2 separate regions of the Mus musculus genome follow, and region 2 is linked to region 1. The links are chromatin loops, found by intact Hi-C in ENCODE. Cell type or tissue: gastrocnemius. All regions are shown on one strand. Links, peaks and the distances in the headings refer to the core of each region. The heading gives the core; the rest is flanking DNA. Region 1 overlaps Trhde (TRH-degrading enzyme). Region 2 overlaps Tph2 (tryptophan hydroxylase 2).

Region 1 (8,345 bases), core at 52-8,051:
GGGAATGGGTGGGTGGGTGGAGGAGCACCCTCATAGAGGCAGGGGGAGGGGGATGGGATAGGGGGTTCCAAAGGGGAGACCTGGAAAGGGGAAAACATTTGAAGTATAAATAAAGAAAAAAATATATATATAACCCCCAAAACCCAACAACAAAAACCCAAACAAACAAACAAAAAAACCTTTTGGCACCAACTATTTAATGTTTTCCTATATATTTTCAATAGAAATTGCTAAAAATAATTACAAGTTTGAGAACTTGAAAAAGTCTCAAAATATTGTTGTATGTTATTCTTTAACTGCTAATACACTTAAGTCTGAGAGGCAGGGCTCAGAAGTAGGTATTTAAAGACATCTAGCATTCTGCAACAGAGGAAGAAAAGTGAGGCTAGCCTGGTAGAAGTCCCACATAACAAACAATAAGGCAAGGGAAGTAATTAATACACACAGAAACAGAGCAATTACAGATTGAAGCCTTATGACAGATATTGCCACCACACAGCAAAGCCTGAATTTTCTGTTTCTTCCTTAGAGAGACCACAGTCCCTAGTATTCCTGATAGTTAGGCATAGCCATGTGACAAAGATCTAATAACATAGTATAAATGTGAATCACTGCCAGGGTTAGTGTGACTTTATATTTAATATTTCCCTGAAGCCCTGGAGAATTGCTTGGCAAATCTACTCACCTATCCCAGACCTATTGTGCTAGGAAAAATAACTACTATTTTATTCAACCCACAAACATGCCAAGATCTTTTTTTAAGCAGTTAACCTTCTCTAATGCAGTTTTCAAAAAGAATAAGAAGCAGATTACACTCAAATTACCCTCCTTCTGCCACACTACCACCATACGTAAGTAATTACCTACTACATAATTCAATATACTTGCTGTTAAGTCGGCTAGATCAAAATATGGAGCTACCCTTAATTGGCCAGGAAGATGATCAGCTTCGTTTACAAAATGACAGATAGTAGAAGATAATGTTGCTTACCTAGCTTAGATGTGTTTGTGTAATTGGCTGGTAATGATTCGGTGATTACTACTACTGATAATAAAATCAATATAGGGAAAAGTGTGGATTCCAGTGAACGGCGCACCACATCAGACTGAAGAAATCAGCACAGTAGAGAGCATGTAAGTGTCCTGATGTTGAAATACTTTCCTTAAATTCACATCACCAGTGGTGAGTGTTGCTAGCTATGTGGGAGAAGAGCAGGTCTTAAGAATGTCCGCCATGCAATCGTATTTACTAACATTTGGGGAAATGTCTTATCTGATGCCTCCTCTCTCCACTAATGTGGTGGGGGTGGATGTAAGAAACCAGAGACAAGGCAATGAGGAACATTAAAGATATTGCGTGTGCACAGGCACCATACAGCTGGTTCTCCATCCTCTGGGGATCCCACACCCTCCCCTTGCCTTCCTCTGCTTCCCCTCCTCCCCTCCCAGTTCTCTGGAGCTTGCAATGAAATATATCTTGAGGCATACAAGACAGCATTTTTATAAGAAGGAGATTAAAGTCAGACTATATTGGCCAATTTTCAAATGCTCTGGTCCTAACTAGTTATTTTCAGCTAAGATCCAGAGGTGCTGTTGCAAACCTACTCTAAATCCCTGTAAAGGTGAACTCTTGGGTCTTCAGTGATGGTTAGCTTCATACAAATAACTTATTTCTAATACTTTTTTAAAAAAGATAATCGATTCTTCCATGCTTCAAATGTACGGATTGGAAAGCAATATCCTCAGAATATTCACACACACACACACACACACACACACACACACACTCACTCATTCACTCTCTCACATGCCCATTTACTGCTTAATTGAGGAGTCATTTAAAGCTAATAAGTAGCTTACTACGTAATTCATAATATATGAAAAAGACAAAAGGCACTGTTCATGTCTGTTAGGCACACATTTTAAAGTGTTGCTGAAATGCTCAATTGAAAAGATTTACTTTTTTGTTATTCTTTAATATTCATGATTAAATGACTTTTGTGTGTTCTCTGCAGAAAGATTTTTACAGCTCAGATAAAGGCCCCAATAGCACTTGGAGCAGAGAATAAAGGAGAGAAATCATGGTGTGTGTGTGTGGGGGGGGGGTACCTCATGCAGCCAACTGTACAGCTTTTGAGGAAAAAGATGCACAGCCCATTTTTTGCTGAACTATTGTCCTCAACGATGAAAAAAGAAGTTAACTTTTTGTAGCTCCATCTAATTCAGAATATGAGAGGTGGCACAGGAAATGGTTCTGCCAGCTCCTCCTCCTGTTCCTATTCTTCAAGAAAGCTGTTCTGAAGACTTAGGAACTGTTTTCTGGGCTTCTGTGGCACTTAGATCCAATGCCTAGTATAACTGTTATAAATAAGTAGTATAAGCCAGGCATGGTGGCACATGCCTTTAATCCCATCAAAGGCAGGCAGATCTCAGAGTTTGATGCCAGCTTGATCTTTATACTGAGTTCCAGGAAAACCTGGGCTACAAAAGGCACCCCTATCTTGAAAATAATAATAACAACAACAACAACAACAACAACAACAATAATAATAATAACTATTGAACATGTCAATGCTTTATCAAATAATTCTTTTAATTAAGTGGGGTCAGACCTTTAAAAAAGAAACCATGATAACATGGAAACTTTTCCAAAATGGACCACACACATGGTAACAAACCAAGTCTCAGCAGATACAAGAAAATTGAAATAAACCCCTGTTTCCTATCAGATACAGTGGATTAAAGCTAGATTTAAACAACAGTAACAACAGAAAGCCTACAAATTCATAGAAATTGAAGAACTCTCTAGTCATTGACAACTGAGTCAAGAAAGAAATAAAGACAGAAATCAAAGGCATCCTAGAATTCATTGAAAGTGACTGCACAACATACCCAAACTTACGGAACAAAATTAAAGTGATTCTAAGAGGAAAGATCAGAGTACTAGGTGCCTTCATAAAGAAAGTATACAAATAGCGTATTAGTGACTTAACTGGACATCTGCACCCTCTAGAACAAAAAGAAGCAAACACATCCAAAAGGAGTAGATGATAAAAAAATCAAACTGAGGGTTAAAAATCAATAAAATAACAACAAAAGAGAACAATGCAAAGAATCAATGAAACAAAGACTTAGTCCTTTGAGAAAGTCAACAAGATAGACAAACCCTGATCCAAAGTAACTAAAAAGCAGAGAGAGTATATCCAAATTAACAAAATCAGAAGTGAAAAGGGGGACAAAACCATAGACATCAAGGAAATACAGTCATACTTCAAAAACCCACATTCTGCAAAATTGAAATATCTAAAAGAAACGAACCACTTACCAAAGTTAAATCAAGATCAGATAGACAATTTTACTACACCAATAATCACCAAGGAAATTGAAGTCATTAAGAATCGAAACAAACAAACAAACAAACAGAAAACCAGGCCACTTTTGTGTTTGGATGAAATGTTCTGCAGATATCCGTTTGAGACAAATCATCGGTTTTTAATTTTGGAGTCTTGGCAGGACTGCCTTGAAATTCACAACTACAAATAGCTTAAAAGGCTATGTGAGGAAGTTTGAAGAGTCCAAAACTGGATACTTATGATAGTGTTAGATTTCTTTTATATATATGACTTTCTAAAATCCATTAAACTTTACTTAAAAGAGTAAATAAAAAAAGAAACAAAGAAAGCATGTTCCATACATCATTTTAGCCCATATCATAAAGCAAAAACTGGCACTAAATAGGCACTTGATAGATATTCCTCAAATTGTGTCAATAATATTGTATCACTTTGAAAGAAATCAAGAGCATTTGCCAAATCTTCTTAAATTTACACATTATCATGATTTCCTCAAAAGTAAATATTTTCAATGATGGTTAAAGGGCTTTAAGAAGACAGGGACATTGTACATAAATAGTACAAAAATACCTAATATAATATAACCTGTTATAGAAGTTCAAAGTAAATCAAGCTAGTGCTAGGGGTGGCGGGGGCCAGGAAAGGTTCAGCCCAAAATATTCCAACCAGCAGGTGGCACTATTTGGGAGGTTATGTTATCCTTGCATTGTGGGGTCTCAGAGAGTGCACTACAGGTGGGCTCTCAAATGTCCGACATGCATCTCATTGCAGTCTAAGTTTGCTGTCTTCTGTGCTGAGCTGTGGAAATAGGCAGTCACAAGTTTCTACCCCATCAGTTGAGATGCTGACGCTGATGCTCCTACTGCTGCCACCGCCATGTCTTCTTTATCATGATGAACAGAGGACCTCTGAAACTGTGAGTCAAAGGCCATTTTCCCTCTAAGTTGCTTATTGCAGGTATTTTTTTTCATAGAAACAAGAGCAAAAAGTACAGACACTCTATTTATCATTGAAGGTGTGGTAGAGACATAAGGATTCATGAAAGAAGAGGTTGTATAACTCAAGGTTCCTTTACATTGGCTAAAAACGTGACCTTTCACGTGCAATCATTAACAGTAGGAAATAAATTAATCTCCTCCCCTTTCATACTTATAAGCTTTGTGAGCTGATAATATTTATATTGAAGTAACTCTTAAACTGAAGGTTCATCAAATTGGAAAACTGGCTGGAAGACAATATTTTGGGTCAGCAGAAGTTAAATAGAGATTATAGAAAAGCCCATAAAAAGTGTCCATCAAAATTATCTGGACATATTGATATGCTCCTCAATGTTTTTCTTCAATAGTTTTTATCTACAAGTGCTTTATTGGCTTACTAGGAAAATAGATAGATACACATCTGTAATTAATATTGAAAGAGTTGAGCCTGTTATGCAGGTAGTCCACACCTGGCCTTTGCAATCATCTTTCGCTTGCCTCATGGCCAAAGTACACTGGCCGGGCCACAGAAGAGAGCCTGAGGTCTAGTGCATGCCTGGTAGTACTGTCCTGTAGAGCAGTGCAGACAGAGTGAAATCCATCCTCATTAAATTCTTGTCTACCTCTTCAGCAGCCTTCTGCTATGTCTCGATGGAATTTGGTATGATCTGAGATACTTAACACAGACACTCCGGCACTTCAGGCCCACCAGTCTGCACACCCTTAAATGGGCATCTACACCCAGTGCACGTGAGGAGTGAGATTGTTTCTCACGTATGATGAAAGTCACGGTTAGAGCTGGAGAATGACAAGGTGCTCTGATGTATGCTTTCAAAGCCTGACTCTGGTTACTGGGGAAGACAAACTCAAATGGGCCACATGATCTTTCCAGATAAGAAAGAAGCTAATTATGGTTTCCCAATTGATCTGCTCATGATATGCTGGCTTGGAAATTTTATATTTAGTAAGTGAAATGGATGGCAAGAAGCCACAACCACTGACTTTTTGACATTTTCCAAGCAAAAGATTTGCTTTTGATGGTATCAGAAGCAAAGGAGTCTCTCAGTATTCTTCATGCAAATGTGATAACTTAGAGGAGACCAATAATAAATCCTTTAATTGATGAGAAAATATATTTTAAAATAAAATACACTCTGTATCCAGGAAACTTCATATTTCCATTTGGAATTAGTAGAATTAATAGGAAATTCAAGTGAAATATATATATTGATTGGACATAAGAATATTTTAAGATAATTTATGATTTCCACGGGAAACAGAATCCCTAAATCAGCTCTGTTTATTTCACTGTGACGTTTTCTAGTAAAGTAAAAAGTTACATTGGAATAAAATAAATAAATAAATAAATAAATAAATAAATAATAAAAGGAAGATTTTGCAGAGGCTTGGTTTGCCTCCACAAGGGTATTAAATCATCTTCCTAAAGGCCCATGAATAAGAAAGTCTTCTAATTTTCTATATGACTGCATTGAGAGAAATCTGTGAATAACAGGAAACTAGAAAAGAAAAATATTCCTCAAACCACATAACTTAAAAATAACCTGGCAAATCTTCGGTGTAAAGTTGGTTGAAAGTTATGCTTTTCATATAGATTTGATTATAATACACACGTGTGTTCAAATATTAAAACTTTATATGTTTTCGTCCCTCAGAACTTTTCAGAAGGGCCGGAGAATCTGTTCTAATACTGTTCTGCTGGAAAAATAGGTTTAATTCACCATTGTTCAGTATTTTGATTAAATGTATCCTTCAGATCCCGGAGATAAAGGCTACATGTATGTGATGCTTTGCATGTTCTAGACAGACAGATTATCTAAATTCATATTATCAAGGTAGATGCTAACATATAACCATTCCAACCACCTCTAAGTAAATTTCTAAGTGAATGTTTTCAATCTTTGTCAAACAGCAACTTGTCCTAAAGAGAAAGAAAAGTAACCAAACACAAACACACAAACACACACACACACACACACACATCAATCACCAATGACCCATATATATATATATATATATATATATATATATATATATATATATATATATACACACACTCTGTGTGTATCCATTTAGCTATTAGTTCTGTATATGCATTATATAATCAAAACCTCAAATTATTTGTACTATACCCAATGTACAGTTACTCTGAAATATTACCTAATCCTTCAGGGACATATTTTAAATGAAGATAATGTTAGTATTTAACCTAATGTTTTTTAGGAAGTCCATGATATTCTTAACACTATTTGAAGAAGGTTTAAGTCCTAGAGAGAGACCCAGAGATATCCCAGCTCACCTCAAAAATCTCAGAAGGAACCCTGAAAATAGTCTACCACCAGTTAGCTCCAGAGGCATCAGTATAGTTGTATTTGAACTTCAACCTCTAGGGTCCGCAAGGACAAAGGGGAAGAAGTGTGAGAGCATTTTGTCAACTGTAAAGAGATGCTCAAAAATGGTGGACAGCTTTCAGAAGGGAGACCCAGAACTAGACCTTGGCAGCCACATGTTCAACATCTGTATTCTGCCCTTGATTTGTTCCTTCCATCAAGCCACTAAACCCACGTACAGAACCCAACACATCCATTTTCCCTGTTCGGGATAAAGCACCAAATGATAGTGTAATCGCCAAGGGAAAATTATTACGCTATTCTGAATTATCTCCTTCATAAATCCTAGACGAGTTAAACTGGCTCTGTCACCAAAACGACAGGGTTGCCGTACAGCGGTGTGGATTCTACAAACAAACTCCTATAAATCCCTGAGCAGCACAACTCTCCAAAGTCATTTTGAATCATGTGCTTAAGTCAGGAGTGGGAAGCGGGGCTGACAGCATGTTGGGACCACAGAGGAAAAAAAAAATGAGAAGGTTGACTTGATTATCAGAAAGCAAAATAGTCCAAAGTATTCCATTACTTGTCTGATGCACAACCACATACCACATGGGAAATATTTCTGTTCTTTTTAGTCTTAAACATTTTGTTCTATTGCATGCATGAAAATACAGCACTTTTAAAAAATTTAATAACAATTAATGGGCTATCATCTTCACTTCTCTTAAACTAGATAGCTGTCATTAGCTATAGTGAAGCACATCAAAAAACGAGTTTCAAGCAATACAAAGTGATGGAAAAGGGACAGGGAAGAATCCACCTCCTGTGTGTGCTGTGCATTTTCTCCTTCTATAATCTTAGTAAAATATTCTGTACTTACAGAGAAATGAAACAGCTAATCTAACTCTTTATGACTTAAAGTGATATTTTCCCACCTCTCCGAATATTATGCTCCATTCCAAATTAGAGGTAAGAGCTAGCCAGAGTCATTACAGATGAAATGGGGAAAGTAAAAATACACTTTTATTGCCACCAAGATAGAAAAGGGACTTCAAATATATAATTCACAATATAGGAAAAGATATGTCAGGAAACAAAATGCATGTGCCTGCTTGTAATCACCTTTATACAAGCAGACATGGCAGTTATGTTTTGAGTAATTTATCCTTATTACAGTAGGAATCGATGACCTGAAGAAATAAAGGACCAAACTGAACACATTGATGGAGACACAAGTACTGTGAGGTAAATGGTAGCATCAAAATGACGGTAACAACTCAGGGAAGGATTTGTATGTTGAGTTTGAGATTGACCTGAAAAGCTAAGTTCATAGAATAAAAATCCACTGAAATTATCTGAAACCTGCTGCTAACTCTACACAATATCAGAATAGCATATCTTCATTTTGTATTCTCCAAAATATTTTGCTTGGACCACTACAGCATGCCCTGAAAAGGGTTGTCTGAAAGCCAGCATTTCTAATTGTTATATAACTTTCTCTGTTTCAACAGCAGCTTCCAGGGGATAGCCATCCAACACACACAGTAGTGGTTTAGAAATATTTAATTAATGCTGGACTCTGTTGCCAGAAGTAGAAGACCTTAACTTTTCCTCGATTTTCTCTAATGTTGATGATGTTCACCTAAAACTTGAGAAATATAATG
Region 2 (8,345 bases), core at 224-8,223, 640 kb after region 1:
AAAAGGGGACAGAAAATAATTATAATTTCTAGCCCATGACAGCTTGCTCTATTTTTACCCAGAGGTTGAAATGTCCTTTGATTCTGAAGGGTTTTGTTTGCTTTTTAATGCAGGGATAACCTCCGAGGTTGAGCAGTCCCATGCTCTGCATAACTGAGCTGCACCTAAAGGATTGGCCACTTCCAAGCCATGGGGCTTCACCTCCAGATGCAAGGCCTCCTTCCTAATTCAGTTCCCCCCCCCCCAAAAAAAAAAAAAAAGCCAAAATTAAAGACCATGCCACCAATGAATATGCTTCCTTACCCTGTCCCATGTTTTATTTGTTTTACAATATACTGCTTTTCCGCAGTATCTGGGGTACTTTTATGCACAATATAAACTGCTTTAATCTATCTCTCTACACTGAAGTATAAAGTCTATGCAGCACCGATTATTCCCTAAAAGCAAAATAAATCCCAGCACCGTTGATACTTTGTTGCCCAGCACCATTGATACTTTGTTGCCCAGCACCGTTGATACTTTGTTGCCTGTGCTCTGACCGACCCTACCTGCCCTTGGGGGTTGGAAGTAGGTTGACACAGCGTCAACCACACAGACTCAGGGAGCAGGTGCTGCAACAAGCTCATCTGAGCACTGCTGCAAGCTCCTTTAGTACACTCCACTCATGCCCCCATTGGTCCCAAGAAAGCATCTCTCCTAAACAGCAGTTCCTGATCGGCATTGTCTGCACTAGCAATCCCTGGTCTCTTGGGCAGTCCTCAATTAGGTCCTCCTGTAGGAGATGCTTTTGTGGCTGTGGAGACCCCTAGCTTTTACATAGAGACACCCCCACAGTTCCTGCTATAATACTTTAAAACTTGTTTGGAGAGGCTGCCCTGTGTTACAGGATGCTTAGCATCATTCTAGGTAAAGCCCTCCACCTCAGGGGATTTGGGGCAGATCCATAAAGTGGCTATGCTGCTCGGATTTATCAACTTGACACAAATCTAAACTTATCTCGGAAGGGAGACTTTTAATTGAAAAAAAAAATGCCTCCATAAGGTCAGCCTTTTCTTGATGGTTTCTGATGGTTAACTGTGGGTGGTGTCACAGACCATTGGGGGTGGTGTCACTCCTAGGCTGGTGGTCCTGGTTGCTGGGAGAAAGACTGAGCAAACCAGATGGAGTGAGTCAATAAGCAAGCTTTCTCTATGCCTGCTGTGCCAGCTCCAAATTCCAGGTGCCTGCCAGTGAGTTCCTGATCTGCCTGCCTTAGATGATAACACCAAGCTGCGGGATGAAACGAATCCTCTCCTTCCCTCCTTGCCTTCAGTCTTGATGTTTTATTGCAGCAATAGAACCCCTAGCTAAGACAGCGGCTTGTTTATTAAAACTTTATTATAAGGAATTTGCAAATAAAAAAAATTACAAAATTAACCAGGTCCAAAGTCTGTCACCTCAGTGAGCCTCTATAGAGTTGCCACAACAGTGGAACTTCACACTGGATTTTGCAGTCCCGTTATTGGCTATATTTCTATGCCCAGCTCACCATGATGTTCTAAAGGCTGCAAAAGAGCATGCTTTCCTGCCATAAACCACACAACTGCACTCTGATGCCCCTGGAAATATAAATGAATCTGGCTTCCGGATTTTTATGCTTGCTCTTCCCTCTGGTGGAACACTCTTCTCTATAGGTATTCATATAGTGGTCATCTTCTTTCTTTCCTGTGATTTTTTTTAATTAGAAATCAATTCTTCTCTCATAAAACACGTCCCAACCACCCTCCCTCCATTCCCCCTAGCTCCCCCCCCTACCTCCTCTCTCCCCCCAGAATCACCGCCTCTCTGTTTCCTCTTCAGAAAAGAGATGACAGCTCATCATGACAAAGCAAGGTACAATAAGACAAGGCCAAGGCCTTCTAATCGAAGCTAGATTATATAACTCAATAGGAAGAAAAGAGTCCCATGAGCAGGCAAAAGAGTCAGAGATACACTGGCTCCCACCATTAGGAGTCTCACAAGAACACCAAGCCAACAGCCATAACACACAGGCCCTGTGCTTGCCATTCCGGCCTCTGTAAGCCCATGTGAGCCCTGATTAGTTGATTCAGTGTGCCATGTTTTCCTAGTATCTCTACCCCCAACCCCTCTGACTTCCATTTTTCCTTCCCTTCTGGCCTTCTGCAGGATCTTCCCTGATCTCCAAGGGTCGACCTCAATTTTAGACACACTCTCCGCATAATGTCTGACTGTGGGCCTCTGCAACCACTCCCATCTGCTGCTGGAGGAAGCCTCTCTGAAGTTTCCCTTCTCAGTTCAGAGTTGGTTCATGAAAACGATTGCAGCTTAAATGTCAACCTAGTCATAGAGGGCTTCCCTGACCATGAGAGCAGCCATGCTCTCTGCTTAGTATCTGTCTGACATGTTACGTGAAGAACATCTTCCACCCAACATCATCCTGTCCATTGACTGTTATTGCTGCATCACTCAGTAGTATGAGCCATGATTGGACCAGGGGTTTGCCTTCTTCTTCAATGCAAAAATCTTAGCATTTAGACTAGAGTCTAGCATCAAATAATTGCTAGAGATATCTGTCGAGTAGGTGAATGAGTCTGTGAATGGAAGCCACTGTCGGGAGGGAGACAGTCACCGAGCTTAGAGAAGCAGATGCCAGAGTATAACTCAGGTCCTTTGATGCCTTCATTTTCTCTTACTTCAGCGTAGACACACAAACCTAACTTGGTATTCATTTGCCCATCCATTCAGGATTTATCAGCCGGTGCTCGCAAGCTCTTACAGTGTTTCAGGAATTACTATAAATCGACCAGGGATGGTATCGCATCTCTAGGAATATTTTGTTCATTAACACTGATCTTTATCCTCAGCACCATGAGAGGTGAGGAGGGGCCATAGGTGGGATGTCAAGATGTTAGAAGAAGTCTGTCTCACCGAGATCTCATGAGAATAACTAAAAATAAGAGTTGCTAACATGTGGAGAAGTTACAAGAAAAGCCTCAAGTCTGTCATCCGAACAACTGTGCCCAGTCCTGCTCACAGGGAAGCAAAATACTCAATATTCACAGAGAAGCCTGGAAGACACACGGCAACAAGGCCCCTCTATGTCACAAAATGAAATTCTTACACTTAGGAAGGTGGGTGATATATCCAGGACTCATCCAAACAGTGACATTTACAAGATCCAGAGCTCAGTGTCTTACAAAGCCCAACATCAGCATCTGCCATGTTTAAGGTTTCTAAATAAAAACTTAGTAGGTGTGTGATTTCCCTTTACAGCCAAATGATGGGGAAATGAAAGTCTGGAACAAGACAGCTGGAAGCTCATGGCGTCTGGAAGTTCATGGCATCTCCTTAGAGTGCCTTTGGTTCGCCTCCCTGACTAATCTTGCATTTTTAGCTCACCACATAATATCCTTGGAGGCTTCATGTCGAATACAGAAAACTCTGTGGGCAAATGTGTTGTCATACTTAAAGGTATCTAAAACACACATACGGTGCCAACTACAGGAGGGTGTAGGTCAACTATCAATTGCAGTTGAAATTTCCCCTACACTGCATCATTGCATACATAATGCACAGCCACAGTTACCACCTGAATCAAAGCAGGCTGACAGAGCTTCCGAGAAAACTCTACCACATCAGCCACAGCATCTTCCCCTGGATTTGGCTTTCTGTCTGATTTTATAGCAAGGATTAAAAGGCCTGCATTGGTTTAACCAAAGACTCAAATGTTGAGATGATGGATTATACAGTGTATCCTTAGCTAATACACTTCTAGCAGCAGAATGGCCTCCAAGGGAAGAAGAGCCTTGTGGATCTTCTATCCCCTGACTCTAGAGCTCTCTGGCCCCTCTCCACATCTGGGAGTTCCTCCAAAAGCTCTGCCCTTACAGGGCTCCATCTGGTCCTTGTCTGCCTACCTTCCCCTCTGGCTTCCTGCATGCATCATAAAGAAAACCCTGGTTTCAGCTTCTGCAGCCTGCTTTCCTCATAGAACCAGACCTTTTGCTCTGACACGGCTTTCCATTGTCAGCTCTGTGTGTGGCTGACAGATTATAAGTAATGAAGAATCATATCTAAAACTGAAGTGTTGGCAAATTTGGGATTAGGGACTTACTAGAGATGCTTTTTTTGTTTTCAATAGTAGTGAAGACCTCCGTCAGATCACTGACTTAAGGGAGGGACCGACCACACATGTCTACCGCCTGGCTTCCTATGCAAAGCCAGCTTAGAGTTGAACTGATTGACACCCCCCCCCCAAAATGTCTTAGAGTTCAATGACAGCTAACTGCTTCTGGAAATTTTAAGATATAATTTCTTTTTCTCACAGAACTCTCCAGATGTGGATCTATAATATATTCCCTTGAGATTTTTCCAGACAAATATCCTACCTATTATCACAAAATAAATATGCAAGAGGTAAAGAAAAAAAATAAAAACACTGAGCCTTGTAAAAACACCTGCAAAAGAGAATTGCTGATTCTTGGCCGCTAATGTCTTTGAAACAGAAACAAATAATAATAATAAAACCAACACCTCCCAAATTGAAGGCTACCTTTCATCAGCACTGACGATCATGAATTCTAAATCTTTTACGCACTAGTGATATATAATTATTTGTAAATATTTTATTTGAATATAATTACATATAATCATTAGCTTAAAACCAAAACAGGAATGATAGATGGGGCCTCTTCCGCAGAAGAAAGCAGAGTAATTTACATTCACAGTCATTAAGCGGAAAAAGACAGCCTGAGTGTCGACAATCTGAACTCTGAAGGGCTGTGGAACACACCTAGGGAGGGCTCAGGGAAAAACAGATAGGGTGCACAATGCTGCCATCTTCAGATCACTGAGGGTAATACACCACTCTCAAGACATACCAGCCTGATAGATAGCAATCAAAGTTTGAAAGAACCAAGTCTGCAAAATGGATGGAACATGAGAATATCATCCTGAGTGAGGGGACTCAGTCACAAAGGAACAAACACGGTATGTACACACTGATAAGCAGATGTTAGCCCAAAAGTTCGGAATACCCAAGGTTCAATTCACAGACCCTATGAAGAAGGAAGAAGGATGATCAAAATGTGGATGCTTCAGTGCTTTTCAGAAGGGGGAACAAAATACTCACAGGAGGAAATATAGAGACAAAGTGTGGAGCAGAAACTGAAGGAAAAGCCATCCAGAGACTGCCCCACCTGGGGATCCATCCCATATACAGCCATCAAACCCGTACGCTATTGTGGATGCTGGGAAGTGCTTGCTGATAGAAGCCTGATATGGCTGTCTCCTGAGAGGCTCTGCCAGAGCCTGACAAATACAGAAGAGGAAGCTCACAGCCAACCATCGGACTGAGCTCGGGGGTCCCCGATGGAGGAGATGGAGAAGGGACTGAAGGAGCTGAGGGGGTTTGCAGCCCCATGTGGGGAGCAACAGAGTCAACAGGCCAGGCACCCCGAAGCTTACTGGGGACTGGACCACCAACCAAAGAATACACATGGAGAGACTCATGGCACTGGCCACAGATGTGGCAGAGGATGGTCTTGTTGGACATCAATGGGAGGAGAGGTCCTCGGGCCTGAGGGTGTTCAATGCCCCAGTATAGGGGAATGCAAGATGGGAGGATGGGAGTGGGTGGGTGGGTGGGGGAGTACCCTCATAGAGGCAGGGAGAGAGGGGATGGAATAGGGGGTTTCTGAAGAGGGGACCTGGAAAGGGGAAAACACTTGAAATGTAAATAAAGAAAATATCCAGGAAAAAAAAAAAAGGAAGAGTCAAGTCCACCAATGTGAAATCATGCCAACATAATACAGAATGGTTTCATGTGATGATAGGAAAAGGTCTCTCTGTGGGGCCCAAGTGAGGGTGCTCCAATCCCACTTGGGAAGGAGAAGAAAACAATCACAGGAGTCAGAGGGAGAGACCTGGGTGGGAGAGGGGAGGTGAAAGGGAAAGGGAAAACATGATCAGGTATGGGGCGAGGGGTACAGAGAGACAGGACAGAAGCCCTGAGGGCCAGCAGAATGGAAATATGCAACCTCGAGGGGGGGGGGGCCTCTAAAATGCACCAGAGACCTGGGAGATGAGAAACTCTCAGGACTCAAATGGAGAGATCTTAGATGAAATGCCCAATAGTGAGGAGAGAGACCCCCAGTAGAAAGTCAGGGCATCAAGTGGAGGGATGGGGTTGCCACCCCACAGTCAAAAACTCTGCCCCAGAATTGTTCTTGTCTAAAAGAACTACAGGGACAAAAATGGAGAAGAGACTGAGGGAAAGACGGTCCAGTGACCTACCCAAATCAGGATCCATCTCATGGGAAGGCTCCAAGGCCTGACACTATTACTGATGCTATGGTGTGCTTACAGACAGAAGCCTAGCATGTCTGCCCTCTGAGAGGCCCAACAATCAGCTCGCTGAGACAGACACAGATGCTTAACACCCAACCATTAGACTGAAGTTGGGGTCCCCAGGGGTTGAATTAGGGAAAGGCTGGAAGAAGCTGAAGAGGAGGGCAACCCCATAGGAAGACCAGGAGTCTCAACCAAACTGAACCCCTGAAATCTCTCTCGGATACTGAGCCACCAACCAGACAGCATACACCAGCCGATATGAGGCCCCAGACACATATACAGCAGAGGATGCCTGGTCTGACCTCAGTGGGAAAAGATGCACCCAACCCTGGAGAGACTCGAGGCCCCAGGGAGTGGGGAGGCCTTGGGGGAGCGGGGAGCATTCTCTTTGAGACATGGGTACTGTTACCTTTCAAAAAAACAAAAAAACAAAAAACAAAAAAAAAAGAAAAAAGAAAAACAACTACAAAAAAAAACCCTTTCTTTCATAGTAGTAGAGTATATTTTTGCTTAATAATCATACACATTCTCTCACATCTAGAATTCTATTATCCACTTACCCAGGCAAGAGGAAGTTCACGACAGAAAGCTGGAACGAGCCTGACTGAAACTGTGATCTAAGTTCCGTGCGCTAAGTTCTGTGTCCCTTGCTTATAGGAGACTCCTTCACTCACTTATTCCAGTCCTCGGTGTCTTACCTTCTACACAGCTCTAAGCAAGCTTAGTTACAGGGCTCCTAAACCCGTCCAACATAAGAGAACAAGAAGAACACACAAGAAGAAGAGCCAGAAATGCCAAAAGCACAGAAGCACGGTATTCAGCAATTGAATAGCAAGGTGCTTCCAAACGCAGGGTTATCACTAGACAGTAGAACTTACCTCAAGCTTCAAAGCATTGACTGGCAGCCTAGCCAGGCTTAACAAAGCATTCTTACACAAGTTTGTTTTCCTACCTGCCACTGAAGCAGACTTTATTGAAGTTATTGACTGCATGGTTTGTGTCAGAAAACTGGGACCCGAAATTCTGGAACTATTAAATCATGAAACGAACTTGAGTTTCCAACCTCAGATCCAGCAGCGCCTTTTCTTATTAGTGATGGAGCTTCCACGTGCAGAGTTATTGTGACCTACCATGATGGCGAGACAGAGCCTAGTGTTGTGGATGGCTCTGTGCTGCTTGCATTTTATGTTAATTCTGCTCTCCCGGGAGAGGTTGTCTGGAATGAGGAATGAGTCACATGATATGGTGGCTTCCTGTAAATTAATCCCCTAATGAATAAAGGAGCCAGTCGCTGGGTGAGTAGGCGGGACTTCTGGGTTGGACAGAGGAAGAGAGGAAGCAGAAGAGAGTTAGAGAGAAAGGTACGGTGGCAAAGTGTGGGTTTGCCAGATGTGCACCACAAAGGTCATGGGGGATTTGATGCACAGGGCTGGCATGGTAATGACCTGCAGTAAGAACTTAGTGAGCTGGGTGGAGAGATTGTGCAATTCTGAGTCAGTCTCCACGAGATAAAAATAGGTCAGCCATTGCCTGCCAATGCATGGCCAGTCAGGCTGCCAGGGCAGAGAGTTAGAGGCATAACCATGGGAATGGGCCAGTTCTGTTTTTTAATATTTCTTGCAACAGCCTAGTGCTGAAATAGTTCCACAAGCATAAGGGGCTATTATCCCTAACTCCTTGAGAGCCATTATAAGCCCATCCTCTGCAATCCACTGTGGATTCTGTCTCCACCACCACCACCATTTTTTTTCTTTATGATCTAACAGATCAAGGCTTGGTGCCTAAAGAAGATGGGTGCTCCAGGATGGGACAGGAAGAACATCCAACAAGTATCTGCCCCTTGGTTGTCCCTGTCGTAGCCAAAGGATAAGGCTCAGAAAGAAGGACTGCTTCTGAAAGATGGTCCAATACCAGCAATCTGTCATCTGATCAGTATAGAGACACACAAAGGGGCTCACTACCCCTTTCAGAGTATTTGCTGAATTGTTTCTGCT

Evidence for each region. Peaks named below come from ENCODE experiments on the same cell type or tissue, not always from the same donor. Only the 100,000 strongest peaks of a DNase experiment are listed, where the experiment ranks them.
Region 2: it touches region 1 in a loop (6-fold over the local background); 2 of 42 quality-filtered maps call a loop at or near these places.

What each region holds. Positions count from the first base shown.
Region 1 is chr10:114,451,766-114,460,110 of GRCm38, forward strand. All of the region lies in intron 12 of Trhde (TRH-degrading enzyme), which reads right to left. Among named protein-coding and RNA genes, the nearest start is that of Gm40766, 310 kb to the right of the region's middle. In gastrocnemius, for the core only: a CTCF peak has its summit at 4,003 (motif pointing right); a DNase peak (open chromatin) is centred at 4,019.
Region 2 is chr10:115,092,518-115,100,862 of GRCm38, forward strand. The region is part of intron 8 of Tph2 (tryptophan hydroxylase 2); the gene reads right to left. Among named protein-coding and RNA genes, the nearest start is that of Tph2, 88 kb to the right of the region's middle. In gastrocnemius, for the core only: a CTCF peak has its summit at 4,840 (motif pointing left); DNase peaks (open chromatin) are centred at 3,873, 4,823, 5,378 and 7,894.